Regions from separate parts of the Homo sapiens genome. Here region 1 is linked to region 2. The links are chromatin loops, found by intact Hi-C in ENCODE. Cell type or tissue: heart left ventricle. All regions are shown on one strand. Each heading gives the region's core, and the rest is flanking DNA. Links, peaks and the distances in the headings are about the cores only.

What was found. Hi-C counts contacts between places; a loop is a spot of excess contacts. Peaks named below come from ENCODE experiments on the same cell type or tissue, not always from the same donor. Only the 100,000 strongest peaks of a DNase experiment are listed, where the experiment ranks them.
Region 1: it touches region 2 in a loop (2.4-fold over the local background); 7 of 110 quality-filtered maps call a loop at or near these places.

The regions. Positions count from the first base shown.
Region 1 is chr1:180,534,219-180,549,396 of GRCh38, reverse strand. No RefSeq gene overlaps it. Among named protein-coding and RNA genes, the nearest start is that of OVAAL, 17 kb to the left of the region's middle. In heart left ventricle, for the core only: no CTCF peak of the experiment used is centred there; no DNase peak of the experiment used is centred there; H3K27ac peaks cover 5,943 bases.
Region 2 is chr1:180,584,972-180,600,149 of GRCh38, reverse strand. No RefSeq gene overlaps it. Among named protein-coding and RNA genes, the nearest start is that of OVAAL, 34 kb to the right of the region's middle. RefSeq lists a silencer at 14,051-14,234. In heart left ventricle, for the core only: no CTCF peak of the experiment used is centred there; no DNase peak of the experiment used is centred there; H3K27ac peaks cover 1,064 bases.

The sequences.
Region 1 (15,178 bases), core at 3,215-11,214, 50 kb after region 2:
TAGAATTTTAGAGGCTATAGGTGCTTTAGAATTAATTTAATCCAAACCTCTCATTTAATAAATGAGGACACGGAAGTCCTGAGAGGTGGGGCAATTTGCCTGAGACATCTCAGCAAGGCTATGACAGAGCTGGACCTAAAAATGAGGTTTTGCTTCCTAATCTAGGACTCCTGCACAAAGCTGTGCTGTTGCCATGGTTCTGAAACTAGCAAGTCAGACAGATTTGAGGTGCTTATGGATGGATGAATGCACAGCATCAAACAATAGCTCTGTCGATGAAAAGAAAACCTGGCTGATAATTGAAGCCGCTGAACCACAAGCGGGTGAAAGAAGTAAAAGGCTCTGTGGGCTGCTGCCCCACTTGGGAGATTGGGGGAGGAGGGCAGGAGGAGTTGAAAGTGGATGGACAGAGACTTGGGTGAGGCCCTGGCTCCACTGTGTCCCAGATGGATCATGTGGGAAGCCCTTTGGTTGCGTGACACTGTTGTAGGCACCCTGTGGATTTTACATCACCCAAAGCTATAAATGGTTTGCACGAGGGGAAAAAAAAAAAAGAATTACAGGTCTCCCACAGCCCACAAAAATATGCTCCACCTAAAAAGAAGCCCATAATTTGGCTGCATCCAGCCGGGTTAGACAAAATTGGAGCCAAGGTTGCCCTGGATTGTCCTGAGAGGTGGCCTAGCATTAGCAGGAACGAAAGAAATGTGAAATTGCTCACAATGGACTAGATTTTCTTCATAGGCAAAGCTCTAATAGTTACACAGCGAGACCCTTGGCATCAGCCAGGTTAGGTCTACTAGCTACATTAAAATCACTCCAAGCTATTATTTATAATTTCATACCATCTCACATTTGCAAATTGCCTAGTGACTAATTGAGGCAGTTTCTTACAACAATTCTGAGCGTGAGGTTCAGATTTTAACCCTTCTTTTACTAAGACACAAATAAATTGAGACAAATAATATACATCAACCATAAAAATACCTGAACAGTCTATTCATTTTGGCCATGGCCTGAGTTCTGTGACTTGGCCTGCTCTTGGGTGACCAAATGTTCCAGTTTGCCTGGGACCAAGGTGTTTCCTGGGATGTGGGACTTACAGTGCTAAAACCCAGACAGTACTGGGAAAACTGAGGCAATTGGTCACCTTAAACCCTGTGCATGGCACTAATACTTGGCAATTTCTATCTGCATATCTTAAATGAATATGGGTCTATATTTTTTTATCCTAATCTGTCTTATATGGCTGTGTTTAAGAAGGCAGAGCCTGAAACTGGGTTTTTTGCTGCCTTAAAATCCCTTAGGCCGGGCGCAGTGGTTCATGCCTGTAATCCCAGCACTTTGGGAGGCTGAGGCGGGTGGATCACCTAAGGTCAGGAGTTTGACACCAGCCTGGCCAACGTGGTGAAACCCCTTTTCTACTAAAAATACAAAAATTCCCCAGGCATGGTGGCACACGTCTGTAATCCCAGCTACTCGGGAGGCTGAGGCAGGAGAATCGCTTGAACCCGGGAGGCGGAGGTTGCAGTGAGCCGAGATCACACAACTGCACTCCAGGCTGGGTGACAGAGCAAGACTCCACCTCAAAAAAAAATCCCTTAAAAATAGTATTTACTAGTTGATTGTTTGTTGTTGCTTCATTTGAGGGTATTCAGATGCCTGCTACTGACCTCTGAAATGCTTTTGGTACTGTGTGTCAACAAAATGGCTTGAAGAAAAATGCAAGTAAGAGAATATGATTCTATTTTTATATTAAGTAATCCAACCTGGATACCATTCTCTGTCTCCTAGAATACCTTAGCCAAAAGTCACACTTTATATCTGAGATATTTTCTTTGACAGAAAAACGTTTAAACTTATACAATTCAGATGGCCACCAGTATAGATATAAAGAAACAATTTACCTCTGGCCAAGAAACCCCTTGAGTCAAAATCGTTTCCAGCTGGAATCGCAGACTATTTTATCACTAGCCAAGAGGAGATGAAAGGGCCATGCATGCCAACATTGTTATTAGTGGGATGCCATCAATTGGATAAAGCTTTCATTAGCATTACAGGATTGAAAATCCAAAAGGGTCTCAGTGAGGCAGTCACTGGAAAGGCCTAGTGGTGTGAGGCCTCAGGTCAATGGGCAAGCAGGCTCCAAACACACAGCAGGTAACAGTGAAAAAATCAGAGTGGGCTTTATCTGCAGAATTCTATTCTTAACACACTCATTCCATTGCCCTCTGGTGGGAGATAGCATGACCTATTTAAAGAAGGTTGGGGAAGCAGAGAGGGTGCACAGAAGCAATGGCACAGATGCAGAACTGGGTTGAGGGGCAGGCAGGACAGCTGCCTTAGGAGTCAATTTCTAAAGACCACTTTTAAGAATTAAGTAGATGGCCAGGCCCGGTGGTTCATGCCTGTCATCCCAGCACTTTGGGAGGCCGAGGCAGGTGGATCACTTGAGGTCAGGAGTTCAAGACCACCCTGGCCAACATGGTGAAATCCTGTCTGTACTAAAGTTACAAGAATTAGCTGGGCGTGGTGGTGCACACCTGTGGTCCCAGCTGCTCAGGAGGCTGAGGCAGAAGAATCGCTTGAACCTGGCAGATGGCAGATGGTGGCTGTAGTGAGCCGAGATCGCACCACTGCACTCCAGCCTGGAAACAGAGCAAGACTCCGTTTCAGAAAAAGAAAAAAAAAATTAGCTGGGCATGGTGGCGGGTGCCTGTAATCCCAGCTACCTGGGAGGCTGAGGCAAGAGAATCGCTTGAACCTAGGAGGCGGACATTGCAGTAAGCAGAGATCACGCCACTGCACTGCAGCCTGGGCAACAGAGCAAGACTCTGTCTCAAAAAAAAAAAAGAATAAAGTAGAAATACAGTGCCAGCTAAGTCCAATACAAGACTCCATATATAACTGGAAAAAATGCAAATTGGCCTTACTTCAGTGAAGTAGACCATGTGCTTCAGTGAAAATAAGACAACACCTTTCCCCACTGTCACCCCTCACCAGCACTAAGTCAATTGGAAAGGCACTTAATTCTTAACCCAACTGGGATCCCCATATTTCTTAATCTGCTGTATAGAAAATCCTAGAGTATTTCTCATGCCAGGTGCATGCTGGTTAAGAGTGCCCTGCCTCCACTTCTGGGTACCAGGTTGTCTTGCTTGAAACCTGTTCTCTGAAGCATTCAGATGGAAACAGTGTGGTATAACACTGTGGGCCTTGAGAAAGGTGCTTAAAAGTTATGACAGCCTATCTATCATATGTCTAGAGGTGACTAAGGTCATTCTGCAGCATCTTTTTTCTCTCTTGTATAGTCCCTGCCTGGTTAGTCAGCTGTGGCTGCGCACAAGCATCTGTTACCTTGGGGGAAGGGGTAATATAGGTCTTTTTATGATCTGCCAAAGCCAATCAATGATACTTTTAGCTCAAATATCTTTATTTATTTATTTTTTGTTTGTTTGTTTGGTTTGAGACAGGGTCTTGCTCTGTCACCCAGGCTGGAGTGCAGTGGTATGATCATGGTTCACTGCAGCCTCAACCTCCCAGGCTCAAGCAATCCTCCCATCTCAGCCTCCCAAGCAGCTGACACTATAAGCACACACTACCATACCTGGCTAAGTTTTAAAATTTTTTGTAGAGATGGGGGTCTCACTATGTTGCCCAGGCTGGTCTCAAACTCCTGCAGCCAAACAATCCTCCTGCTTTGGTCTCCCAAATCACTGGGATTACAGGCGTGAGCCACTGCGGCCCAGCTGAAAAATCTTTGGATCTCAGCACAAAGCCCGGGTAACCAGCTCCAAATCTTCCTTCTGTCCTGGTGAGTCTCTCTTTGGGGGTTATATAGAAAAAATAAACTGTTTTTCCCTATACTCATGCTCACTACAGAGCACTTCTGACGCCAGATGTGTGGGATTTTTTTCCCAACACCTATTCCTCACTTCTCAGAAGACACCAACCAGGTGTTCCACAAGTCAACTCAATTCTGACACTATCTACCTGAAGTTAGCATCTGATCTCACAAGCTAAGGGCATGATTTCATGAGACTGCCCCCTACCCTAGATGTCAACTGCAAGTGGTGAGTCCCCAGTTTACCCACAACTTTGCCTGACTTGGCTCCAGATCAGAGGTTCCCAGGACCCTCTCCACAGGTTTGACCGTTTGCTATTGCAGCTTGCAGAACTCAGGAGAACAGTTTCCTTACTAGATTACCAGTTTATTAGGACATATTAAAGAATACAAACAAACAACCACATGAAGAGACACATAGGGCAAGGTCTGGAAGGGTCTTGAGCATAGGAATCTTCTGTCTCCATGAACGAGTTCTGCCACCCTCTCAGTATGTGGGTGCAGTCTCGCTCACGAACACCAAAGCTCTCCAAACCCCATACTTTAGGGATTTGTATGGAGGCTTCATTAGGTAGGCATTACTAACTCAATCTCTAGCTCCTCTCCCCTCCCTGAAGGACAAAGGATGGGACTAAAAGTTTCCAGTGTCTACTCATGGGGCCCCAGAGGGCAGAGACCAAATATGTATTTCTCTCTCTGTTTTTTTGTTTTGTTTTGTTTTTTGTTTTGTTGTTGTTGTTGTTGTTTGTTTAGACAGGGTCTTGCTTTGTCACCAGGCTGGAGTGCAGTGGCACAACCATGGCCCACTACAACCTTGACCTCCAGGGTTCAATCAATCCTCTCACCTCAGCCTCCCAAGTAGCTGGGACTACAGGAGTGTACCACCATGCCCAGCTAATTTTTGTACTTTTTGTAGAGACAGTTTTTGCTATGTTGCCCAGTCCAGTCATGAACTCCTGGGTTCAAGCAATCCTCCCGCCTCTGCCACTCAAAGTGCTGGGATTACAGGCATGAGCCACTGTGCCCAGCCCAAATATGTATTTCTTACACGTCACAGGAATATTCTTTCCTCAGAGGGACTGGTTCATCCCTACCACAGCAGATCCAAAAGTATTGTCTGAGACCTGGCTCTGACAAACCCAGTCGGCTCCATTTCCCTGGAACCTTGGCAGTGCTCTGGTGAACGTGTGGCATAGGCAGGAAGCCCCTCGGCATGTAGCTGCCCTGGCTGGGCACTGAGAGTGTGAACAAACCTCAGAGTCAGGCCAGGAGTCCATCACAGCAGGGACCTGAGCTGGCAAGGACGTTGCTGCAGAGTAAACAAGTTCTGTTGGATTGTGCAGTGCCAGCTTTTGACAGCCCTGATTGACTGGCTTGGGTCATTTGCCTGCCCTGAACTAATGACAATGGTCAGAATGATGGTGTACTCAGATTGGCCAATCTGGGTCAGCATATTTCCCACTGGAGCCAGAAGAGGGATGGGGTACTGTGATTGACAACCTCACCAGGGCCTGAGGGGGTGAGGAGGGATATATTCCTAAAGAAAAGAGGGAGCGTGTCATTAAAATAAAAGGGGAACTGCCGGCCAGGGGCGGTGGCTCATGCCTGTAATCCCAGCACTTTGGGAGGCCGAGGCGGGCGGATTACCTGAGGTCAGGAGTTTGAGACCAGCCTGACCAACATGGAGAAACCCCGTCTCTACTAAAAATACAAAATTAGGCAGGTGTGGTGGTGCATGACTGTAATCCCAGCTACTCGGGAGGCTGAGGCTGGAGAATCGGTTGAACCCGGGAGGCAGAGGTTGCGGTGAGCCGAGATCACACCATTGCATTCCAGCCTGGGCAAAAAGAGCACAACTCCGTCTCAAAAAAAAAAAAAAGTAAAAGAGGAACTACCATTTCTTGGTGAACTATTCTTTCAATGCTTTCTCATTGCCTATGCAAGTCCAGTGTTTCTGCAAGATTCCCATTTCTTGCAGCAAGTGGAAGACTGACAAAGGGTTGCTGTATTTCTTCCTGCTCCAAGAAAAAGATTAACATTATTTTACTACAACCCACTTGGAACATTGCTCTGTTGAACTGTTAGTGGGAATACAACCTAGCTTTTCTTTACAAATATGGTTGAGTTACAAAATAATATGATGGACTAAAATAGAAAGGACACCAAATTCCTTTATGCTTCTCAAAATCAGGTGATTAATGGAAAAGACATCTGAGGAGAATATGGGAAGAAAATGGCATCATTCCCACGGCACAGAAAGGGGTCTTCTTCCAGGGGGCCAGGTGCAGTCACTATTTTATTAATTTTTATAAAATCCCAGAGTAGGGAGGGAAAAGATAAATATAGAAGTATGATTCTTCCTCTCCCTCTCCCTCTCCCCCTCCTCCCCCTCCCCTCTTCTTCTCTCCCCCTTTTTCTCCCTCCTCCCTCCTCCCCTCTTCTTCTCCCTCTCCCCCTCCTCCTCTCCCTCTCTCTCTCAATCCATTTCAGAAATTCAGGAACTGAGGCCAAGGTGGCACCGAGGAGTGTTCTTGGTTGCTATGGATATGTTCAGCATCTGACATTTTTTCTGAGTGGGGCCTGGGAGAGAGGAGATGTCTCTGATGCCTGAGTCATTAAGGGAATGTAGGTACTTTAGTCTTCTTCAGAGTGCCGTCTGAGAATAGACATGGCTGCATACTCTTCATCCACTTCTATTTGTCCAGTAGATTCAGAGAAACAGTGCTCAGCCACGTTGTAGATAATTTAAGTTTGTTTTCATCCTCCCTATTCCCAGGGCCCTCTGCTGTCTCTAGTTTTTGCCAGCAAGGGAAGGAAGAACGTGATCTTAGTCCTTTCTGCATTAGGGTGAATAAGCTGCAGTCATAGCCAAGAATTTTAACACTGTAAACTGAGCTCTAGATGTGGAAAAGAAAGACCTCACCCGTTTGGGTAGAATTTTAGGTAAAGAAAGAGGGAGGGGAAATATTTTGGGAGCAGAGACAGCCCTTCCCAAGCCTCCCACAATCACACCATGCCTATTCCTAAAAAGCACTGTTAAGAGAATCTTGTCATTTTAGGGCATGTGAACTCCAGAGAAAACAGTAATTTCTATTTTTTTCTCTCTACACGTTTTCTCTGTTTCCAGAGGAAAGACTAGCCAAAGACTAGCCCTGCTCTGCTGGAGACAGGATAGCACATTCCAAGAAGCAACGGGGGTGTAACATGGCCTGGATGGCACCCAGCGAGCAGAGGTGGAATCCTGCAGCCTGTGTCTCGGTTGGATCTCTCTCCTCTTCCCCCAGTTCTTGACAGAGCACTGGCCTGTCTCACTTTACAGCCCTCTCTTTCCCCCAGACTCCAGGATACAGAATTCACTTTCACCAGAAACTCTCACCACCTCCAGCCCCGGTAATGTTCACCTCTGGTCCAGGTTTCAATCGCCCCTCATGGCCTCCCTTGCTATCAGTATTCAATCCGTTGCCCATGGCCTACCAATCTTGAGTTTCTACTGCCAAAAACTTTTGGTCAGCAACCTTTTTTGTTTTTTTGTTTTTGGCATGAGAGCTAATTCAGTAAAGTAGAGAAAAAAACAGGAGACACTGCCATATGCCCACCCCCCATATCCATAATTATGAAGTTTTTGCTACATTATTTGATCTATCCTCCCTTTTTTGTTTATTTTTTATTTGCTGAGCTCCTTTCAAGCAAATTCCAGACCTTATATTATTTCACCTCTGAATCTCTCAAAATATTTTTTTTGAAAACAAAATAAGTAAATAACCACAATGCCATTATCACACCTAACAAAAGTAACCACAGTGCTTTGGTATTATGGCTACCCAGTCTGTAATTAAGGTTCCCCGATTGTCTCTAAAATGTCTTCTTATAGTTGCTTTGTTTGACTCAGGACCCAAACAAGGTCCCCACATTACATTTTGGCTATCATTAAGCATCCCTGATTTGTTTCATTTTGAGGTATATTTTCATTTTTAAAAAAGCAATCTGAATAGCATATAGAGGCAGTATTTGATTAGAATGCTTGGGGGCGGGAGGGTTGCTGTTATTGTTGTTTGTTTTTCGATGAAATGAGACCTGGTAGGCTGGGTGTGGCACGGGTGAAGAGGGGCATTGAGATACTGGCGTCTGAAGAGACAAGTGGCACTGCATCTGTCTTCAGACCACAGACAAAAATAACAACTATAGCTAGCACGTAGTCAGTGCTGAATATGCGCCAGGCATTGTTCTAAGTGCTTCGTGTGTAATTATCTCATTTTAAAAAGATAAATTCATTGGGAGATTTTCAGGGGCTGGTGAAAGTGCGTTCTTTTTTGGTTGAGGGGAGGTTATCTAAATGGGTCAGAGTTTGTGAGTGTGTCAGGCCAGGGAGCATTAGCTGATGCAAAATACTCTACAAGGTGGCTGAACTGTCTCCTCAACTTCCAAATAGAAGTCACGTCGAGGAAATGTTTTTGCTGTCACCAGGTCTCAGGAGGTGAGTGTAGTCCTGGTGACCTTTGAATCCTTTGCCCTGGACGGATCTTATGTCTTCTCTTTCTCACCTCCACTCCCATCCTGTGTCTTAAGTTGTATGTGCAGAGTCCCAAAATGTCCCATCTCTGGCAGCAGCCTCTGTGATTCATCACCGGTGGTGGCGGCTGAAGGCTGCCTGGAATTGCTTAGCCTGGCAAGGTTTTCTTAATGTTCCTGTGAATCAGTGGGGTTATTATTCATCGACTATAATAATTTTGGTTTCTTACCCATGAAATGGGATCACAGGGGATATTGCAAAGCTTGGAGGGATATGTTTTGTTAAATATTGCATTCTTAAGATACTCTGAGGTCAGACCTCAAAAAAATAAGGAGTAGACAGTGAAGCCAAAACTGCAGCTGAAGGACTCTAGGTAGAGGCACCACGGGAGATGGGCCTAAGCACAGGGAAACCTCTGAGCTCCAGGTGAGTCAGAGTGAGGGGCTCACAGGGGAACTTAACTACTGGGACACTGTCAAGATAAAGTCAGGGGCAGGCCAAGATTGGTGCTGGGAAAGCCTGGGCTGGACCCTAGAATCTAGTCCATGAAACCGAAGTAGAGTTGATACAGTCCAAGGTTCGGTACCTGCTTAAATCAGAATCCCAGGTATATATATATAACCAAAGGGTATATCTGTGAACAAGCTGGCAAAATATGTCAGGAAGATAAGGCATAAAATTGGGATGGCACCAGTCAGCATAGACCCATTAAAATTCTTTTCCATCTGTCCCCTGCTGAAGACCAGAGGACCTGACACTGTTAGCAGGCCTACTTCTTTTCTTTCCTTCTTTCCTTCTTTCCTCCTTCCTTTCTTTCTTTCTTTCTTTCTTTCTTTCTTTCTTTCTTTCTTTCTTTCTTTCTTTCTTTCGTTCGTTCGTTCTGTTGTTTCTTTCGACAGAGTCTCACTCTGTTACCCAGGCTGGAGTGCAGTGGTGCGATCTTGGCTCACTGCAACCTCCGCCTCCCAGGTTCAAGCGATTCTCCTGCCTCAGCCTCCCGAGTAGCTGGGATTACAGGCGCATGCCACCAGGCCTGACTAATTTTTGTATTTTTAGTAGAGATAGGGTCTCACCATGTTGGCCAGGCTGTATATGTACTTTAAAGGCGCTGCTCTCTGAGCCCAGTGTCTTCCCCATAGGCCTGCCCTGCAGGCCCTTTCCCAACCTACCTCCTCTTGCTGTCAGTGTCCACAGAGCTGAACATTGCTGCTTGGCCAGGTGGATGAGTATGAGGGAAGAACTGCTTATCCTGGCCAGTCCCTGGGCATTTTTCTTAACTGAGAAATAAAACAAGGAGCCATTGTTCAGGCAAAATATTTGGGTGTAAGCTTCCAGCTCTTGTTGTAGCCCTAGTTACTTTATCCATTAAGATCTTTAGAAAAAAAAATACATTTTTAAGATCCATAAATGCCAACATCTTCTTTTCTGCCTTAGGGACACAAATCTATATCGAGATCCACAACCAAAATAAGTAGGAATTTAAATCGAATGGGCTTGCACACCTAATGACCCCCTTCAGTGGTAGAAATATTTAATGATAGCTTAGTTTGTGGAAAACCCCAGCGACCAGGTTCCAAACAGTCTCAGCTGGGAAACCCAAGTCTTTTTCATTTGGAAATTCTCGATGATAGGTTTTCAAAGCAGCTGATAAAACAGTTAATTATAGTGAGGTGTTTGGCTTCTCTGTAACATACACTTTCAACTGGTCTATGATTGGAGCTTCTTGTCATGTACTCTGAGCAGGGCCAACTAATGCTACCGTACTTTTTTTTTCCTTTGGGGGAGAGGCTTCTTAAATTACTACATAAGTAGAACTTCAGATAAAAATGCGACGTCTAGCATGAGAGCATTCAATAGAGCCCCTCCAATCTCCGCTATCGCTTCTTTTTCTCTGGTGCATTTCACTTTAGTTATGCTGGGGTTGTACAAGCCTGGCACAAGCTCAGCACAAACCCACTAGATCTTTCCTCTTGATCAGTAGCTCTCAAATTTTAGGGAACACCAGAACCCTCCAGTGAAAGATTGCTGGGCCTTCCAGAGTTTCAGATGGGACCTGAAAATGTGTATTTCCAACAGGTTCCCAGATCATGTTAATGCACTTTGTCTTGACAGGGAATCACATTTTGAGAACTATCACTCTAGCTGTTCCTTCTGCCTGAAGCTCCTTCTCCATAAATCTGCTTGACTCACTCCTTCACCTCTTTCAAGCCTTTCTTACATGTTACCATATCAGTGAAGCCCAGCTTGACCACCCTATTTTATATTGCCACCTAATATCTCAAACTCCTGGTGCTTTGGATCACCCTACCCTACTGTAGTATGTCTTTTCTATTGTACTCATAACCTTCTAACATTCTGTATAATTTATTTATTATGTTTAGTGGCAGTCTCACCCACTAGCACGTAAGCTCCTCAACCTTTTAATTTGTCCACTAATGCATCCCTAGCACTTAGAGTAGTGCCTGGCACGTAGTAGGTGCTCACTGAATATTTTCTGCATGCATGATTCAATGCTTAATGTTCCTGTAAATTACAAGGGGAAAAATTCTAATTTCTTCACAGGCTTCAAAAGAGACTTTTTTTCCTGCCTGTGTTCCTATTTTCATGCTAACCCCTTTATATAAAATGTCTCCTCTCAATTGCTTCTCCTTAAATCTATTTATTCTTTAAGTCAGATCATTCTCTTTTAATTCCTTTCTTCTTCGATGGTAGCTCAGCTGCTTCTAACCATTCTCATTGGTTTCCTAGGTGTCATTTTGGGATCCCTGGTTATAAAGTCTCTGAGCACAGAGATCATGTTCTGAATAAATGGCCAAATAGTAGGATCTGAATAAATGCATGTTAGGTAATTGAACATTCTTTTCATAGTACTATAAAGAGTGTTTCATAAAAGAATGGCTATTATATTCACAAATAAAAAATTGACAATTTGCAAGATCCCTTCACATTAAATTCTTTTCATCTTCATAAGAACTCTTTAGGCTAGGTAGGAAAGGTATTACACTCATGTTATTTCTGGGTAAAGTAAATTTAGGTTAAATTTAGATAACAGCCACTTCATCAAGATTAAATGACAAAAGTCATGGAAGTTTCTGGCACAAAGCTGGAACTCAAGATAGGTTAGTTTTCCTTCTCTAAGAGATCTTAGAAAAGGCTTTTAGATAAATGCATATATATTGTGTGTGTTCTTACAATGTGCGAAGAGCTTATAACAGATCTTCAATTCTGTGTCTGAATCTGAAGCTACAATTCTGTGAAGTATTGTTTAGTCTTATTTACTAACAAAGTTAACAGATTCAGAAAAGTTAAGTAACTTGCACAAAGTCACCCTAGCAAATGATGGAGTCAGAATTTGAACTCAGCTCCAAAAGCATGATTTTTTTCACTTCTGTAGTGCATAATGCCTCCTTGATGGCATGGAACTCATGTCTTTTGATTCACAGTCTGAGACTCTTCTGTGTACACCAACCGCTAATTGTTATGCTAACCCTGTGCTAATTGCCTGAAAAATATTAATACTGATTCTCTTGATTCTGCTACAGGGCAGTGAGTCAATAACTCCTGCAAGATATTTTTTCTCCTTTGGCTTTTACATACACAGAATCATAAAAAGTTAGAGCTGAAAAGGACATCAGAAGTCATTGGTCCTACCCTTTTGTTTCAAGAATCAGAAAAATAAGGTCCAAAAAGTATAAATGGCTTGCTTAAAATCAAAGCTGGGGACGAGGGAAACCAAGGTATGTTTTGCTCTCTGTGCAGACTTTATTTTGTGGAGTGCTTTTGTGGCAGCTTTTGCATCAAGCTGGACATCTGGGTTTGCGGTTGCATGTAAAGCTGCTTGGCAATGCTGGTGTTGTCAGGTAGCAATGGAAGCCTGGTCCCTTCCTCCTCTGGTGGCTGCGGCTGTTGCTCCTCCAGTTTCCTGTCATAATCACTGCATGATGGTGCATTGACCCGTATCTGCATCACAGAACAGTTCCCATGCCTGGAGAAATAATGGATAGAAGCAGCCAAGACACAAACACTTGATGCAGCACCCAGAGGACCAAGCTCAGAGGGACGGAAGGTAGCAAGGGACACACCAAACACTGGCTGAGAATCTGACCAGCTCCTGTCTGCAGTAAGAGGCTGATGTACTATTGGTGTGTGCAGGATGTAAGATCGCAGGTATGCTCCTTCCATTTGCTAGAAGTGGACGGGGGCATGGAATCCTGTCCATTGTGGACCACAGTGCTTAGGGCATTTCTGTTAACCAGATTATACAACGCTGACTGTTCTAGAGGCTGATATTTGACCTCAACCTTTGTGGAGAAATTGAAACGGAGGTAGTGGGGCGTCTCTCAGAGCAAGTCTTGGTGTTAGGAACAGGGCAAATGCCTAATTAGCCAAAAATCTGGCTCTTCTGCCTACTCAGGTTTAGAATCCTGGAAAGGCTTCTGGCAAATTCCTTGAACGGTTCTCTAATTGATTGTAACTTTAATACTGAGTGTAATCTTGGGAGCAGTTTTAAAAGCAGTACTTGCTTCACCCCTCCCATCTCATCAGCACTTCTGTATAACCTTGATCATGTCAATAAAATGGGGTTTAAAAGCAGCTGCTTCTCTTCACTGTAATATATCAATATTTCAGTTTGGAGCCTTGGGGCTTTTCAGACATCACCAATGCACAGAGTAGAAGCTCAACAAATATTTTTAAAATAACTTTGAAAACTACTTCCTCATTTGAAATGAAAGCTGATCAAAAGTATGAACTTTTTTTTTTTTTTTTTTGAGACAGGGTCTCGCTCAAAGATTGGAGTGCAGTGGCATGATCTTGGCTTACTACAACCTCTGCCTCCTGGGCTCAAGCAATCCTCCTACCTCAGCCTCCCAGGTAGCTGGATCTACAAGCATGTGCAACCATGCCTAGATCATTTTTGTATATAGAGACGGGATGGAGTTTCACCATGTTGCCCAGGCTGGTCTCAAACTCCTGAGCCCAAGTGATCTGCCTGCCTTGGCCTCCCAAAGTGCTGAACCTTTTTATTTTTTTTAATCCTGTGAAAGGAAAATAAATGTTGGGACCCCCAAATCGCTAAGCCAAAGGGAAAAGCCAAGCTGGGAGCTGCTTAGGGCAAACCTGCCTCCCATGCTATTCCTTAAAAAGATAGCTACTAAGACTTAAAAAAAAGCGACATACCTTCCTTACAATTTGATCACAAGGAAATTCCTTGTGGACAAAGGACAGATAGACTCAAAGTCATCCCTCTGCTCACGTGAGACAAATGCATATCTGATTGTCTCCTTTGCGCTATTGTTTCACTAAGCCAGACTAAAGTGTAGTGACTATTCCTATAAATCATGTATTCAGAGAAAGGCTAATCAGAAACTAAAAAGAATGCAACCATTTGTCTTTTATCTGCCTATGACCTGGAAGGCTCCTCCCTGCTTTGAGTTGTCCCACCTTTCCTGACCGAACCAATGTTCATCTTACATATGTTGATTGATGTCTCATGTCTCCCTAAAATATATAAAACCAAGCTGTCCCCTGACCACTTTGGGCACATGTTGTTAGGACCTCCTGAGGCTGTGTCACAGGTGTGTCCTTAACCTTGGCAAGATAAACTTTCTTTTTTTGTTGTTTTTTTTTTGAGACGGAGTCGCACTCTGTCGCCTAGGCTGGAGTGCAGTGGCGCGATCTTGGCTCACTGCAACCTCCGCCTCCCGGGTTCAAGCAATTTTCCTGCCTCAGCCTCCCAAGTAGCTGGAACTACAGGAGTCCGCCACCATGCCTGGCTAATTTTTGTATTTTTAGTAGAGACAGGGTTTCACCGTATTGGCCAGGCTGATCTCGAACTCCTGACCTTGTGATCTGCCAGCCTCGGCCTCCCAGAGTGCTGGGATTACAGGCATGAGCCACCATGCCCAGACAAGATAAACTTTCTAAATTGATTGAGACTTATTTCAGATACCCTTGGTTTACAATCCTTTAAAAGTTCATCTCTTGGCTGGGCACAGTGGCTCACACCTGTAATCCCACACTATGGAAGGCCAAGGCAGGAGTACTGCTTGAGCTCAAGAGTTCGAGACCAGCCTGGGCAACATGGCAAAACCCTGTCTCTACAAAAATATACAAAAATTATCCAGGCATGTCGGTGCATGCTTATAGTCCCAGCTACTTGGGAGGCTGAGGTGGGAGGGTCACTTGAGCTCAGGAGGTTGAGGCTGCAGTGAGCAGTACCACTGCACTCCAACCTGGGCAACAGAGCAAGACCCTGTCTCAAAAAAAAAAAAAAGGTTCATTTCTTGTGCTCACTTATGCAAAACCCTTTGCTCAGTGCTGAGCATATAATAGTCCATGCATATTTGATGGCTAAATGAATAAATTACAGGAACAGAGGAAGTAGGCATGATTTACAGCCCTGTTCTTATGGGTTTGTATTCCCTTGCTGTGTTCTCCCTCCCCACCTCAGGAACTCAAACCATTACACGCGTATTCAATGCACACCCTCTGCCATCCACCCCAGGCCCTGGCACCAGTGAGGGCCACCTGAGTACTTTTTCTGTGCGGATTCACCCAGGGGTAGAACCCTGCCAAATAATTACTTTCTAGGAACCATACGACTCTGTTCTGTTTCTGTAATGCAGCCAGAGTGATGTGCCAACATGTGCAAAGATGGATCTCACTCGTTCATGACACTGTATCAGAAAAATCTACCATCGGGCTGTTTGCCCATTAATTAAATTGCCTGGTGAGCATGGAAGGGTGGGGAAAGGATCTGGGCAAGCTGTTTATTCCCGTGTTTAAGTGAATTTTTATTAAACTTTGAAAGGGAATTGTGATTT
Region 2 (15,178 bases), core at 3,707-11,706:
AAGTAATTGATCCAAAATCAAATTGGAAGTATAGTGGGAGAGGGGAGATTTGAACCTAAGCGGAATCTCTAAAACCTATATACTTTTCACTATACCACACTGGGATGACTCACAAATCACAGAAAAACATGACATTAGATCTGATATGATTAATTGAACAACATCAGCAATTTGCCATTAAATGCTACCGATTAACATCTGTCATATTCTTGCTGAGCATTTTCCTAAACTGAGGGTTCAGGTTACGTAACTAAAACGAGTAATCTTCCAAAATAAGTCTGTGAGTTTGAAAAAGTTCTCCAATTAAATTAAGTTTATTTTTTAACAAGTTAATTTTTTAAATGAGAAATAGAAAATTCTTTCTCTCTGGCATTTGTTCTTTGCTTCTGCCCTTAGAAGCCTATCCTGTGTATGTAATATTTATTAATATATAACAATGCTACCTTTTACAGTATGTACAGTCCATTCCCCATTGGTAAGCTTCTTATGTTTGCATTTGGATAGCTCAGCTAGTTTGACTGTATGACTAAGAAATCAGTTGAATTTTTTGGAGTGACTTTATTTTTGCACCCCCATTCCCTTTCAGATTCGAAAGTAACAGATGCTTATTGTATAAAAGGCAAACCATACAGATGTCTTAGAAAGTAAAAAGCCCTGGCAATTCCACCCTCAGACATAACAGTTATTAATAATGTGGTGCATAGTGTTTCAAATTCCTTCTACTCAAATACTAACACATACTATATTTACACATATTTTTACATAAATGGGATCTGCCATACGTACTATTTGGCAATTTCTGTTTGTTTGTTTGTTTGTTTTTGACTTAACATCTTATCTTTGTCAGTACCTATAGATTGATCTCAGCTTTCAGATGGCCTTTGATAAAGCAAAACATCCATTTCACAGAAAGAGAATGCATTTCAAATGTTTTGCCAATGCACGCCTTAATTAAAGCAAAGTCAAGGTGAGAAAGTGGGAATGCTGCTATGTATTGTACCCATTGTCACTCCTGAAAAAAAAAGTAGGTTAACAGTTGCTACTACTAAACAGTACATTGTTGTAACTAACTCAGCCCTTGAAAAAAAACTTGACAATTACATCCACTTTTTGAATTCGCAGCCAATGGACAAGAGCTGAAAGGAGGTATGTTTTGGAAACTATCCTCTCCTGGAGTTGCCTTCAGGTCGTGAATTGTAAGGCTTTGAGGCATTTTCATCAGCTTGCCGTTTACTAGAAACACACTTCCCAACACCTCAGCGCTGATCTGTTAAAGCCTCTCATTTAGTAAGAAACACAAGACAGATGATTCAGTGTGCTGGGTAATTCATTAACCCGTCAAGGGCTTTTTTTCCTGAGCCTGGGATAACAGACAGAAAAAGGAATGTAATCCTTAACGAGCAATAAAGGGCACTGCTGGAGGGATGGGAACACACACAGACAAGACACGAGATGGACTCTCCTTTTCCATCTGGAACAACCAGTTGTCTCTGAACTTACACAGATTTTTACCATAGATTGATCCTGCCTGGCAGCAAAATAATTTTTTTTTTCCCAGCTGTCTTGGAAATGGGAAGTGACATGTTTGGTAGACCACACTCACAGAAGGCCATATGTCTGGTATCTCAGGGCTTGGACTGTCCATAAAGAACCAAGGAAGCTGGCCAAGCCCTGCCAGTATTTCACAGGACACCAAAGAGAATATATGTTCTCAGGTTGAGCCACAAAAATCAACATTAGTCCATGGACTATCTAAAATTTGGCCTGCTGGAACCCAAGTCACAGACCTCAGAAAACTGACTCTGCTATCTTCTTTTTCATTGCTTTTATGTAACTTCTGGACTTATTAAAGAATGCCGAGCCTAGATTTACTGGAAACAAATGTTTTGTGATAAGGTTCTCTACTATTTTCTAACACTTTTTCCTCTCTTCATATTATTTCTGTATCCCGTGAGATATTTTGATATCCAACTATGATTCCTGGTTTGGGAATCTCCCCTTTTTCAACTGAAAAGTTGAATAGTGCTAAACATTTAGAAGCAGATTCTCCCCCTTTCCCCCCAGATTTTGTGTTTGTTGTCATTAACACAAGATCCAACAAGAAGATTGCTGGAAGATTCATATACTCTTTCACGGTGATACACTATGGGAGTAATAAAGTAGGCTTTGGAAGGAAAAAAGGAGGATAATTGAAATTTCTTAAGTTATTTGCAGAACTGTCAATTTTTCAATGATCTTATTCTCACTGATGATGTTTATATTAATAATTATTAGGGTGACCAAATGTTCTAGTTTGCCCAGGAGTAGTCCTGGTTTATGCCTGTGGTTCCAGCATGATAATTAATTGCATCTACTTTCTCTCTCAAAAGTGTTCTGGTTTGGCTGCTAAATAATATGGTCACTCCATCAATCATAGAAGACAGTATTCTGCCATCACAGTGGCAGCAGAGTCATATATTAAATAATGAGAGTTTTCTGTCAAAATTTTAAGTGTACATATAATTCATCCTATAAATCTTCTTTCTATGAATCTATTCTACAGAAATTCTCATGTTATAAACAGAAGACACACACACACACACACACAGAGGGAGGGAGAGAGAAAGAGAGGAATGCTTAGTGAAAACTGGAAAACATCTAAATGTTTATCAATAGGAGATTAATTAAATGCAGTGGAATTCAATGTAACTATTATAAAAGAAGGTGGTAGATCTCTATGTGTTGGTGACATGGTAAAATGTTCAAGACATTTTTAAGTTAAAAAAGCAGGTTGTGGAAATAGGTGGCAGTGCTTGCCATAGCTGGCTCAGGAAAGCCTTTAGCTCCTCCCATAATTTCCTCCAGCCCCCATCCCCACAAAATATGCCAAATCAATTCAATCTAAAATACTAACGGCTTACTATGAAAAGGCAGCTTCTCTCCTAGCCTTCTCATTTAACTAGATGTCTCCCCTGAGCCTCTCCAATATAGAAATTCTGGAGATGCCACGGTCTATATTACAATCTTCTTGTATAATACATACGTATATTGGAAAGAGATTCACAAAGTTGTTGACTATAATTACTTCTGGGGAGTGACTGTTATTCCCTCTGTACTTTTATTTTAATCTATAAGTATACAGCACTTATACTTTTTTTTTGAGATGGAGTCTCGCTCTGTCACCCAGACTGGAGTGCAGTGGTGTGATCTCGGCTCACTATAACCTCTGCCTCCCAGGTTCAAGCGATTCTCGTGCCTCAGCCTCCCAAGTATCTGGGATTACAGCTGTGCGCCACCACGCCCGACTAATTTTTGTATTTTTAGTAGAGACAGGGTTTTGCCATGTTGGCCAGACTGGTCTCGAACTCCTGACCTCAGGTGATCCATCTGCCTCAGCTTCCCAAAGTGCTAGGATTGCAGGCGTGAGCCACCACCATGCCCAGCCTAGCACTTATGCTTTTAAAAATGAACTTAAAAGGAATACACCTATAGTCAGTTTGCTATACAAAAAATAAATTTGGCCAGCCGTGGTGGCTCACGCCTGTAATACCAACACTTTGGGAGGCCGAGGCGGGTGGATCACGAGGTCAGGAGTTCGAGACCAGCCTGACCAACATGGTGAAACCCCATCTCTACTAAAAATACAAAAATTAGCTGGGCGTGGTGGCGCACACCTGTAATCCCAGCTACTCTGGAGGCTGAGGCAGGAGAATCACTTGAACCCGGGAGGTGGAGGTTACAGTGAGCCGAGATCGTGCCATTGCACTCCAGCTTGGGCAACAAGAGTGAAACTCCATCTCAAAAAAAAAAAAAAAAAAAAAAGAAATATATATATATACATATATATACACATAATATAATATATTTTAGGTGCATTTTGGGCATCTGGAAATGCTTTATTTAGAGTTAAAGAATAGACAGCCAGATCTCTGGCATTTTTCCTATAAATATGCTTTAGAGTGGATGTGGCATGCTCTGTAGTTATCTCCCAATTATCAGGCTAATTGAGGAAAGGAATAGCTTGGGGAAATAAAGTTGAAATGTAGCTTTTCGTTTCTAACTTTTTCACAATCATTTTAACCGGATCAGTTAAACAGATACATTAATTGTTTCCTCTGAGTCTTTTTGGAATTAGATTATAAAACATTAACTACTTAAAAATGAATGATTTTCACTTTTTTTTCCTTGCATTTCTCTGATCCATCTTCTAGGACTAATGTGAATCCAAAAGTCTAGGAGCAGAGAACTGAAGATTTGAAGAAGCTTAACTGTGAAATGAACAGGTCATAGTGTACCATTTCCATTTTCAAGGGTTATAAAATGTTGTTTGCACTTAGTTTTGATTTTAGAGTTAAATGAGAAACAAAAGAAAAATAAGCTAATGTAAAAACATAAAAATCTAGAGTTGGAATGCTCCAAAGTAGAGGAGAGTTCATCTCCCTCTCCTCTCCTGCACCTCACTTAGCCACTTGGTTAACTAATTATCCTTGAAGCCTTTCCTCCAGGGTCACCTGTGCCTCCCCGCCTCACAGCTTCCCGCCTCTCCACCCACCCAATTCCCACCTGTGCCTCAGTCCTGGCAGGAGGACTTCAACACTTCCTTGTCCCTGTTCTTCTATCTTCTCTTATAGGACTTAATTGATTGTATTACTGTTTGCTCCATCATTTGCACCTGTGCCCATTGCCACCCACTAACTGAATTTCAGCTTCTTTTAGAGCAGGGACTGAGCCATATTCATACTAGAAACCTCAGTGCCTAGCATAATACTCGGTACATGGTAGATACTTGTAAACGTTTAATGCATGTAACTGAGAAAGAGAGAGACAGAGAGAGTGAGAGAGCACCCCAAGAGCAAGAGAGCACCCCAAACTCTGCTTTATAGAAAGAAAGAAAGCCTCTAAGCCATTTTAAATGTCCCCCAGGGAAGGGATTTCCTTGGACAGGTAAAGCCTGGTTTTGAACTGGCTCGCTGGCTGGAGTTCAGAGCGTGTCTGCATTTCTTCCCCTGTTGGGTATTGGTTTGAAGTGTTTTTGTAACTGCCACACGTTGCAGTTTCCCTAACCTTTTTTCTGGGAAATCAGAATAGATCTTCAGGACTAATGGGGTGAGATAATGTGTATTCTGTGTACACCTATTGTTATTTGTTGGCTTAGCTGTGCACAACATTCTGGATAAGCTGGCTTAGGAGATGCAGTGACTCATGTCATTTTCTCCGTAACCAGGGGTGACCTAGAGCACTTCAGGCTGGAGGAAATTGGTTTCTCGCACTCTAGCTTTGTAGCTCCCACTGCAGATGAGTCTAGGCACCATCTCGGCATCCATCAACATGACTGAATTAGTTACTGCTCTATCTGATATTAATGGTGATGGCGCCTGGCTGCAGGAAACCCTTCCTGCTTGGCTAAAAGAGGTTGTGACCTACTTGCACATAGATTTAATGCGAGCGGGAAAATCTGCATTCGACTATAGCTTTGATATCACCAATTAGAGACACTAACATTAATTGGGCAACCTCTTTTAAAACTCAGTGAGTATGAAGCTATTAGCTACTCATTCAAATGTTGTGAATGAGTTTAATATTTATTAGCTCTGTTTCTAACATCCAGCTGAGATCTTCCTGGGAAGTAAGTAGGCATTTGGATGGAGGGTGGGAAGTGGGAGACTGTAGGAGAGAGAGAGAAGTGATTTGGGAGCACAGACTTGGTTACTAAAGACCACAGACTTGGCACTGCAGAGAGGACTGCAGGGACTCAGAGGCTGTCCCGAGCACTTGGAGAATGTGTTGAGTATTCGAGAAGTGTTCAGGAAAGAATTCTGAAAGGGAGACTCAGAGGGCCCTAAACTGTGTATAAAGTGGTCCCTTATTGCGTGTGCAGTCCCCTAGTCTAGGAAGATGAGAGTAGTCAGATGATCTAGAGTGAAACTTGCAGAAAACACTAGTGCAGATAAGAGCCACATGGGTGAAACTGTGAGGGCCTCATAATTTTTAAAAGAATGTAGTTTTTTCAAAAATTATTTTCAGAAGTAATACATATGCAGAAAATTTGGAAAATATAAAAAAAGCACAAAGGTCCCAACACATCAACAAAACCAGAAGAAGGCTGGGCACAGTGGCTCACGCCTGTAATCCCAATACTTTGGGAGGCTGAGGCAGGCGGATCACCTGAGGTCCGGAGTTCGAGACATGCCTGTCCAACATGGTGAAACCTTGTCTCTACTAAAAATACAAAAATTAGCCCAGCATGGTGGCGGGCGCCTGTAATCCCAGCTACTCGGGAGGCTGAGGCAAGAGAATCACTTGAAACCGGAGAATCGCTCTGGGAGGCGGAGGTTGCAGTGAGCCAAGAGCGTGCCACTGCACTCCAGCCTGGGTGACAGAACAAGACCCTGTCTCAAAAACAAAAACAAAAACAAAAAACAGAAGTAATTCCAACCCCCAGAGGTAACAAGCCTTACCATTTTTGGCAGCACGAGCTTTTGTCTGTCCATACTTAATGCATGTGCAGACCTTTTGTAGACTGCAACTCTATCTCCAGCACACACTGTCCTGCAGTCTAGGCCTAGCATATCTTGAAACGTGCCAGTAAGCTGGCTGTGAGCAATTTTTTTCTATCTTTCTGTTCCGTACACCCTGTCCTTCCCACCCTCCTTCACTGCCCTGCTGCAGGGAGGTAGATCTCTCAGAGACTGATCACTATAAACTGATCCTGCTCACCCAGGGGCCTCTTTGTTCATTGACAGGGTACAAGGGCTCAGCTTAAAACAATGACAAGTCTCTGCTTTGTACATTACTTTGCATATATTTTCTTTCTAAGTACAAGGAGCTTTTAAGTAAGCATGTAAGATAAAACAAAATAGATTGATTAATGTAATCCACAGCCTAACATTCAGGGCATCCCGTTTGTGAAACTAAACCATGTAATCACAGCCTGGGGTAACAAAGCCGAGTCTGCACACAGAGGAAAAAGCTGAGATATACCAAAGGAGATACGCTAACAGCATGCGCAAGGCCTCTGCTCTATGCCTTCTTTTCCTAGCCCATCTCTTGTGTTTTGTGCTGTTGATACCGGCCAGTGGGGCCATAAGTGTTGAGCCTGAATATTTCTCCATTGGGCCCTATCTCTCCTTCCCTACTACCACTGCCTTAATTTAGCCGCTGGTCTCTCATGTGGATTACTGCAAAACCCTCCTACCTTGTCTTTCTGTTCCCAGTCTTGCCCCCTTCAACTCCATCTTTACCATTTGCAGTTCAGTGAACTTTCTAAATAGCTGTCTGTTCCCATTACCCATCACTGTGTAACAAGTCACCCCAAATTTTAGTAACATAAAACAACCACCATTTCATTATGCTTGCAGATTCTGTGGGGCAGGAATTCAGACAGGGCATAGCAGGGTTGGTTTTTCTCTGCCCCATGATATCTAGAGCTGAGATGACTTGAATGGCTGGGAGTGGAACAGCTGGAGTTAGAAGAGGTACTCCTTACATTTTTCTTTATGCACATGTCCTGCCACCTGGCCTGCAATGCTGAAGGATGGGTTCAGCTGGCACTGACCTATGTGTGTCCTCCCCAATATCATGTCCTCAGGGTAGTCATACTTCTTTCATGGTGGCCTGATGCTTCAAATGCTAGTGTCCCCAGGGATCAAGGTGGAAGCTTCACGCCTTTTAGGACCCTGCTTCATAAGTCACAACCTTCATTCCCACTGTATTCCACTGGTCAAAGCAGTCACAAGCCTGCACCAATTCAAGGGAAGGGAACATAAACGCCACCTCTTGATAGAAAAAATGTCAAACATTGTGTAGCTATGTTTTATTTATTTGTTTATTTTATTTTATTTTTTGATACAGTGTTCCTCTCTGTTACCCAGGCTGGAGTGCAGTGGCACAAGCACAGCTTACTGCAGCCTTGACCTCCCTGGCTCAAGTGATCCTCTAACCTCAGCCTCCTGAGTAGCTAGGACTACAGGCACATGGCACCATGCCTGGCTAATTTTTAAATTTTTTGTAGAAACCGTAGGGTCTCTCTATGTTGTCCAAGCTGGTCTTGAACTCCTGGGTTTAAGCAATCTTCCTGTCTCGCCCTCCCAAATTGTTGGGATTACGGTGTGAGCCACTGCACCTGGCCATAGCTATGTTTTACAATCACCCGTCTATCTATAGTCTGTATTTATATAAGCATAACAAATTTTTGAAAGATACACATCAAACTGTTATAGTTGAAAGGTGGAAGGAGAATTTTCTCTCCTTATTCTCTATACTTCCAAAGGAGAAAAGAAAAAAAACTATTGGAATTATGAATGATTTTCATTTTTTAAAGAAAATTGCTTCCTCTATTTTCTCAACTCTTCAAAGACTAAGAATACTAAGGTAGGTCCTACACTGGCACATTCTAAAAAATTTGCTAGACCAATTTTTAATAGAATTGCTAGACCCCCTAGCTATGTTCAGGGCACACAAAGAGATTGTGAACTGGGCTTTGTCAATATAAGCCCATTACCCACCTTAGGCTATGGAAGAGAGGCTAGAAACATCCTTTGGGGGCTTAAGAAGCCAGATCAAGGTCTTCTTTATAGACAATGGTCCTGGTGCACTGTTCCAAACCCACCCTACTCCTGCCATAGGAAACACCACCTCCCTTTAAGCCAAGTGAGGAGGTTTCACAAGAGTCATTTGGAGTGAGTCCTTGATCTGTGTCTCCTGGAGTTTGAGAGACACAGGACTGACTTTCACCAGAGGAAGCCTAAAGGTGAAAGTCTAGAAGGGCCTGCCCTGCAACAGAATAAAGAGAGAAGACTCATTGGCAGGGAGCTGCACTTTTATTGACGGGTGGGCCATGGAATGAGGGGACCCATTCACAGTCCATGTCAAAAGGGACACTGCCCTGGAAAACCACCTGCAGGGTGAAGCTACCTGGCAGGAGGGCACTCTAGCCAGGGGTCCCTAGTAGAAGGATCTCCAAGGTGCGAATGGCACACCATATGACAACTGTGTCAGTCACATAAATCTGAGTAATTTGCCCCTAATCCATCCCCAGAGGCCTAAGGAAAGAGCAGCTAGTGGGTAGAAGAGGGAAAAAGCTGACTGTGCACCCTTCCTTCACTGCAAGCTTCCAAGACTAAAGCAAGCCTAGCCAGACGGATGAGAAGTTTTTCAATGAATAAAATATTGAAGGTGTAATATTACACTTCACACAATTTTTGCAGTACTCAAATGAGAGCATTTTTGTGACAGAATGGGATCAGAAAAGCAAGGATTTTATCCTAGAATGGATTTTTCTGAAGCAATAGGAAAGAATAAATAAAAAGGTCATGTCATGAATGTCCAGGACACACTATAGGTCTAAGAAAACATTCTTAGACCTATAGTCTTAGACCTATAGTGTGGCCCGGACATTCAATACCATCTGTTACACTTTTTTTGTGCTTTTCTGATTTTCCAAATTTTGTTTGGAACACATATTGCTTGTTATTATTCAACTGCACATCTGATCATATCACTTCTGTGCTTAAACCTCTCTGATGTCTTTGCATTGCCCTCATGATCAAAGCTAATTTAAAAACCTGGCTTACAAGGCTCTTCATGATCCAGCCCCTGCCTACCTCTCTATTCACTTTTTCCAGCTTCCTGTGAGCCACATACACTCTGTAGTCCAGCTATATGGACATAAATGTTCTAAATGCATCATGATCTTCTGTGTCTCTCCTCAGTTCAGGTTATTCTTTCTTTACTTTAATTTTTTTTTTTTTTGAGACAGGATCTCATTCTGTCTCCCAGGCTCAAGCGTAGTGGCATAATCATAGCTTACAGCAGCCTCAACCTCCTGGGCTCAAGCAATCCTCCCAGCTCAGCCTCCCAAAGTGGTAGGATTACAGGTGTGAGCCACAGCACTTGGCTGATTCTTTTGGTTTGAAATATCCATCACCCTCACCTCTTATCCGAGGAGCTGGCTTTGATTCACCCTTCAGCTCAGGCACCACCACCTTTGCAGGCCAAACCTCAGTTGGAGAGCTCCTTTAGCTGAGAGATTGGGCTTTCTAGTTGGCACTTCCAGTGCCTCTAACCAGGTAACACAGCAGGCATTCTGCTTCCAATCCCATAAACAAACTAACACACAAATAATGGTTGGTGCCCAATGTTCAGTAACCAAGGAAAGTCAGGGAAGGCCAAGAAGCATTCTTTGATCATCTGACCGGAGATGGGCAAAGGTGCTAAGTTTTCTGTGTGGAAGCAAGGCAGAGAGTACTAGGGAAGGCTTTGGAGAGAAAAGGATGCTGGAGTATGTCCTCTGCCCAAACAGTGGCCACTTTTACTTGAAATCTGAAAGGCTCCATTCTTGGGATTGATCATTGCTCTGTTTTAATTTGGCCTCAGTATATCTACTCTTTAGATTTCTGACTTGTTGATCTTTCTTCTGAGCCCTGCAGGGATTTGATCATATTTGAGGTAATAGATGTGGGGTGCTAAGGAATCTCCTGGATGTGAACAAATGATCCAAAAGTCAAGTATGTTGAGAAAATGGAATTGTACAGAATTTTAGTAACTGGTGATTTTGTTTAGAAGTTTATGCCACGCTTGGATCACATTCTTCTTTTTGCATTTCAATATAATGAAACACATTGGTGTTTTTATGTTTTGTTTGTTTTGTTTTACTGCAAGCCATTATTTCCTGATTAAATAGGAGGTTGTTACCTAGTCCAGAATCAGCTTCTGAAGTTACAGACTTCAACTCTAACTTAATCTAGACCTGCCTCTTGGAATTTCTTCACTGTTACTGTGATAGGCAGCCACAGAGTTCTCAGATTCTTGGATTGAAAGGAGTATAACACTTTATATTTGTGAAATTCTAACAGGTTTACAAACATTCTTGAGTTTTAAAGCATATTACATAATCTGAATTTCACAAAAACTTATAAACTTATTATCATCATTTTAAAGATTTTATACCAGGAGTTCAAGACCAGCCTCACAACATAGCAAGACCACACCTCTACCAAACAAAAAAGAAGATTTTATAGATGAAAGTGAGTGAAAGTGAGGTCAGGGTGGTGGCTCATGCCTGTAATCCCAGCACTTTAAGAGGTCAAGGCAGGAGGATCACTGCCAGAAGTTCGAGACTAGCCTGGCCAAAACAGTGAGACCCCATCTCTTAAAAAACAGAAAGAATGGCTGAGCACGGTGGCTCATGCCTGTAATCCCAGCACTCTGGGAGGCCAAGGCAGGTGGATCATGAGGCAAGAGATCGAGACCATCCTGGCTAACATGGTGAAACCCTGTCTCTACTAAGATTACAAAAAATTAGCCGGGCCTGGTGGCGGGTGCCTGTAGTCCCAGCTACTTGGGAGGCTAAGGCAGATGAATCACTCAAACACGGGAGGCGGAGGTTGCAGTGAGCCAAGATGGCGCCACTGCACTCCAGCTTGGGGGACAGAGTGAGACTCTGTCAAAAAAAAAAAAAAAAAAACAGAAAAGAAAAGAAAGAGAGAGAATCAGAAAGGTTAGGAGATTTGTCTGAGGTTACAGAGTTAATTAGTGCCAAGTCTAAGACTTTGCTAACTTTGCTAACACCATAGCTTTCTCTATCTTGGTTAGTACATGTCAATATGATAAGGTCATTAATAACAGACTTCATAGTTGCTTGTGGTTGAGAGTTCAGAATAAAATCAACAATGACCATATCTCCTAAATGACTGTTTCAAAACCCTTTACAAGGCAGCCAGGCCCACGTGAAGTATCTAAGAAAGGATAAATTATATCAGTAAGTGTTAGAAATGTAAAATGTTTGTTCTTTGGTGCCACAAGGAAAAATCAGCATTTAGACAAAAAGTTGTCTTAGCAAGGCAATTTTTACTTTCTGCAGAAAGGGTGTCCCTTGCAGATGGGACAATGGCAAGGGCACACACAGAATAAACAGACACCAGAATATTTATTACTTACACGTGAGGTCCTTATTGCTGTGTCCTGTCTCCATTGGCTGGAGCCAGACCTCATGAAACCTGACTGGCTAATAATTTAAAACTTTTAAAAATAGGTAGAAAAGTAATAATATTCCTAAGTAAGGAAGGGACACAGGCTGTGAGCTGGGACATGCCTATGAGCGTGTCCAACACAAATATTTTGGTTAAGGTTCAAGGACATAGAATGTACTATGCCTGTGAGCATGTCTAACAGCTACATAGGATAGGGCTTAACAAAGAGTTATTAGCATAAAGCAAGGAGGCTTGAAGGAAGTTAGTCTTTAAAAGAAACTATTATTTCTAACACTTAAGATTTATTTTTAAACTTTGAAGAGGAAACTTTTTACTTTCTACAGTAAGTCACTTCATGTGTTGTTTTTCTTGAAGCCAGCTGAATTGTTGGTTCAAATCATTCTGAAGATGAAGTCAAAAGCATGCCCTGGATCTTTAATAATGAGTCACATTCCCTTTCTTTCCCTTGGCAGAAAAACTTGGCCATTGACATATTGAAAAGAGAGTTATACGTTCTTAGAGGGCTTCTTCTGTCTCCTGGGGTACATTTGCAGGACAAGTTAAGGAGAATTTTCATTATGGAAAATTTGACATTAATTCATTTACTCTAGTTATGCATTCTTGTTTTTATGTATTTAAAAAGAAAAAACATTTCCTCTGAATAAATGGAACAATAATATGGCTTGTTAAATGTAACTGACAGGATTCGAGCTCCTGTTCTATCAATTACTGAGCCTTAGTTTCCTCATCTATCAAAGTGGAACACTAACACTCACAGGGGTTATGAAAATTTTTTGTTGCTTGCTCTGCATCTATTCCCCAAATTTCCATCTGGAGATCCTTCTCCCCTAGTCTCTATCCTTCTGGTCTAGTTAAGGCTCCTCCACCTCCCTCCAGGAATGGAGGCCGGACACAGTGGCTCACGCCAGTAATCCCAGCACTTTGGGAAGCCAAGGCAGGAGGATTACTTGAGCCCAGGAGTTTGACACCAGTCTGGGCAACATGGTGAAACCCCACCTCTACAATAAATACAAAAATTAGTCGGGCATGGTGGAGTGCACCTGTAGTCCCAGCTACCCTGGGGGCTGAGGTGGGAGGATCCCTTGAGCCCAGGAGGTCAAGGCTGCAGTAAGCTGTGATTGCACCACTGCATTCCAGCCTGGGCAACAGAGAAAAAAAAAAAAGTCTAAAAAAAATAGTAAGAAGAAGAATGCAGACCATGACTCAGGACAGACTCTTCAAAGCCCCTGGCCATGAGGCCAATTCAGAGATGAGTATGTGATGCTGTCTAATTAGAGTACATCTGAGCACTCAGGAGGAAGCTGAGTGCCACTCCTGAGTGCTGCTTTCTACTTCCTGCTGAAATGGAGATGCTGGAAGACTGTCTGGCTGGAGCAGCTCCAGCCACCTGCCCCCACGGGGAACCTGAGAACAAAGCCAACACACAAAGGAAGGTGGATCCATGCCAGGAGATGGAGGGAGTCAAGGTTCTGATAATGTTGTTTGAGTCCAGTCATGTATGAAGGCAGCCCTGTTCCTGAGCTTCCCAGTTTTGTAAACCAATAAATGCTCTTTGCGTTTACACCTATTTGGTTTAGGTCTATCAAGAGGATCCTAAATGATATTCTACCTAAATTTAAGAATTAAAGAAAATAATGTAAAGTGCTCAGCAAAATACCTGGTATAGTAAGTGCTCAGTAAAGGTTAGCTTAATTGTGCCTATTATGGAGTTTAGTTCAGAAAAGAGAGGACTCCATAATTATTGTGAATATCAAGTGAACTCCTTCAGGCATGGCAAAGAGCCAGTCTTATTGGTAGGTTGAATCTCACGAGATACGAAATAAGCAATTTCAAGAAGTCTTTCCTATCCTTAACACCTCTCTGCCTCCTTGGCACTGAGAGCCCCAGATGTCAAAAATTGTCATCAATCCCTTTGTTTTCAGACATTTAAAGAGGAGTTTCTCTTTTAGCTATAGCACCTGCACGAATGAGTCCATGAGCTCCATTCCTGAGGGCGGATTTTGAGAGTGGCCTATAGAGATAGCAGAGTCCCCTGGCTGCCCTGAGAGATGAAGAGAGACACAGCCACAGAAGAGGTGACGGACGGAAACTCCTGCCATCTTCCTATGCAGTTTTGGCCTGGCTGTCCTTGCCAGGCACCCTCAAGAAGCTCCAGCCTCAGATTTTAAAAGCTGTGTAACTTTTTGAACTCAAAGAAAGATCTTTGGCTAAAATGGCCCCCCAAAACCTTTGTTAAACAAGCACAGTATGTAACCCAGTCCTCTTCTTCTGCCCGGGCATCCCCCAGATACTGCCCTTTGCAGTAGAAGCAGCCCAAGGTGTCGGGGCCCATGACAAGGGAATCAAAACTTTTCTCTTGTCAGGTGTGTGTGAGGAGGTACCTTGGTCATCTGTGATTCTTGCCTTGCCAAGCAGATGGCTGGAGACTAAGAATGGAGAAGCTGCCTAGAGGGAGTACAGAGTAAATATTTTAAAGTTCTGTCGGAACAAGGTCAGACATGCTCCTGGGTAAGGACCTGAGTCATATTTCAAAGAAATGAGGCAGAGCTTCCTGGAAGCCACAGTCGAAACAACTTCAGACATCCAGTTTAACCCGAGAGGTTTGAATTCCTTCCTTTCTCTTATCTTTCTTTCCTTTTTTCTTTTGTTCACTTTTAGCTCCAGTTTTCTTTCTTTCTTTTTTTTTGAAACAGAGTCTCACTCTGTCACCCAGGCTGGAGTGCAGTGGCGTGATCTCGGCTCACTGCAACCTCCACCTCCCAGGTTCAAATGATTCTCCTGCCTCAGCCTCCCGAGCAGCTGGGATTACAGGCGCCCACCACCACAGCTGGCTAAGTTTTGTATTTTTAATAGAGATGGAGTTTCACCATGTTGGCCAGGCTTGTCTCGAACTCCTGACCTCAGGTGATCCGCCTGCCTCAGCCTCCCAAAGTGTTGGGATTAGAGGCATGAGCCACCGTTCTCAGCCAGTTTTCTTCTTTTTAATCATACATACCACCCCGTGCCAAAGTCTCATTCTGTCGATGTGTGTAATTTCCAGCTCAAAGTCCCATTCTGTGGCTACATCGACATTTTTTGTTTCTTTTCATCGCTAACACTGGTAAGGCAGCAAAATGCCAAATATTTGTACCACGTACTTTGCTTAAATGGCTCTAAGCCACTGTAGGCTAGGTCAGCTAGCACAGAGCTCCAGAGAAGGTGGAATGCCA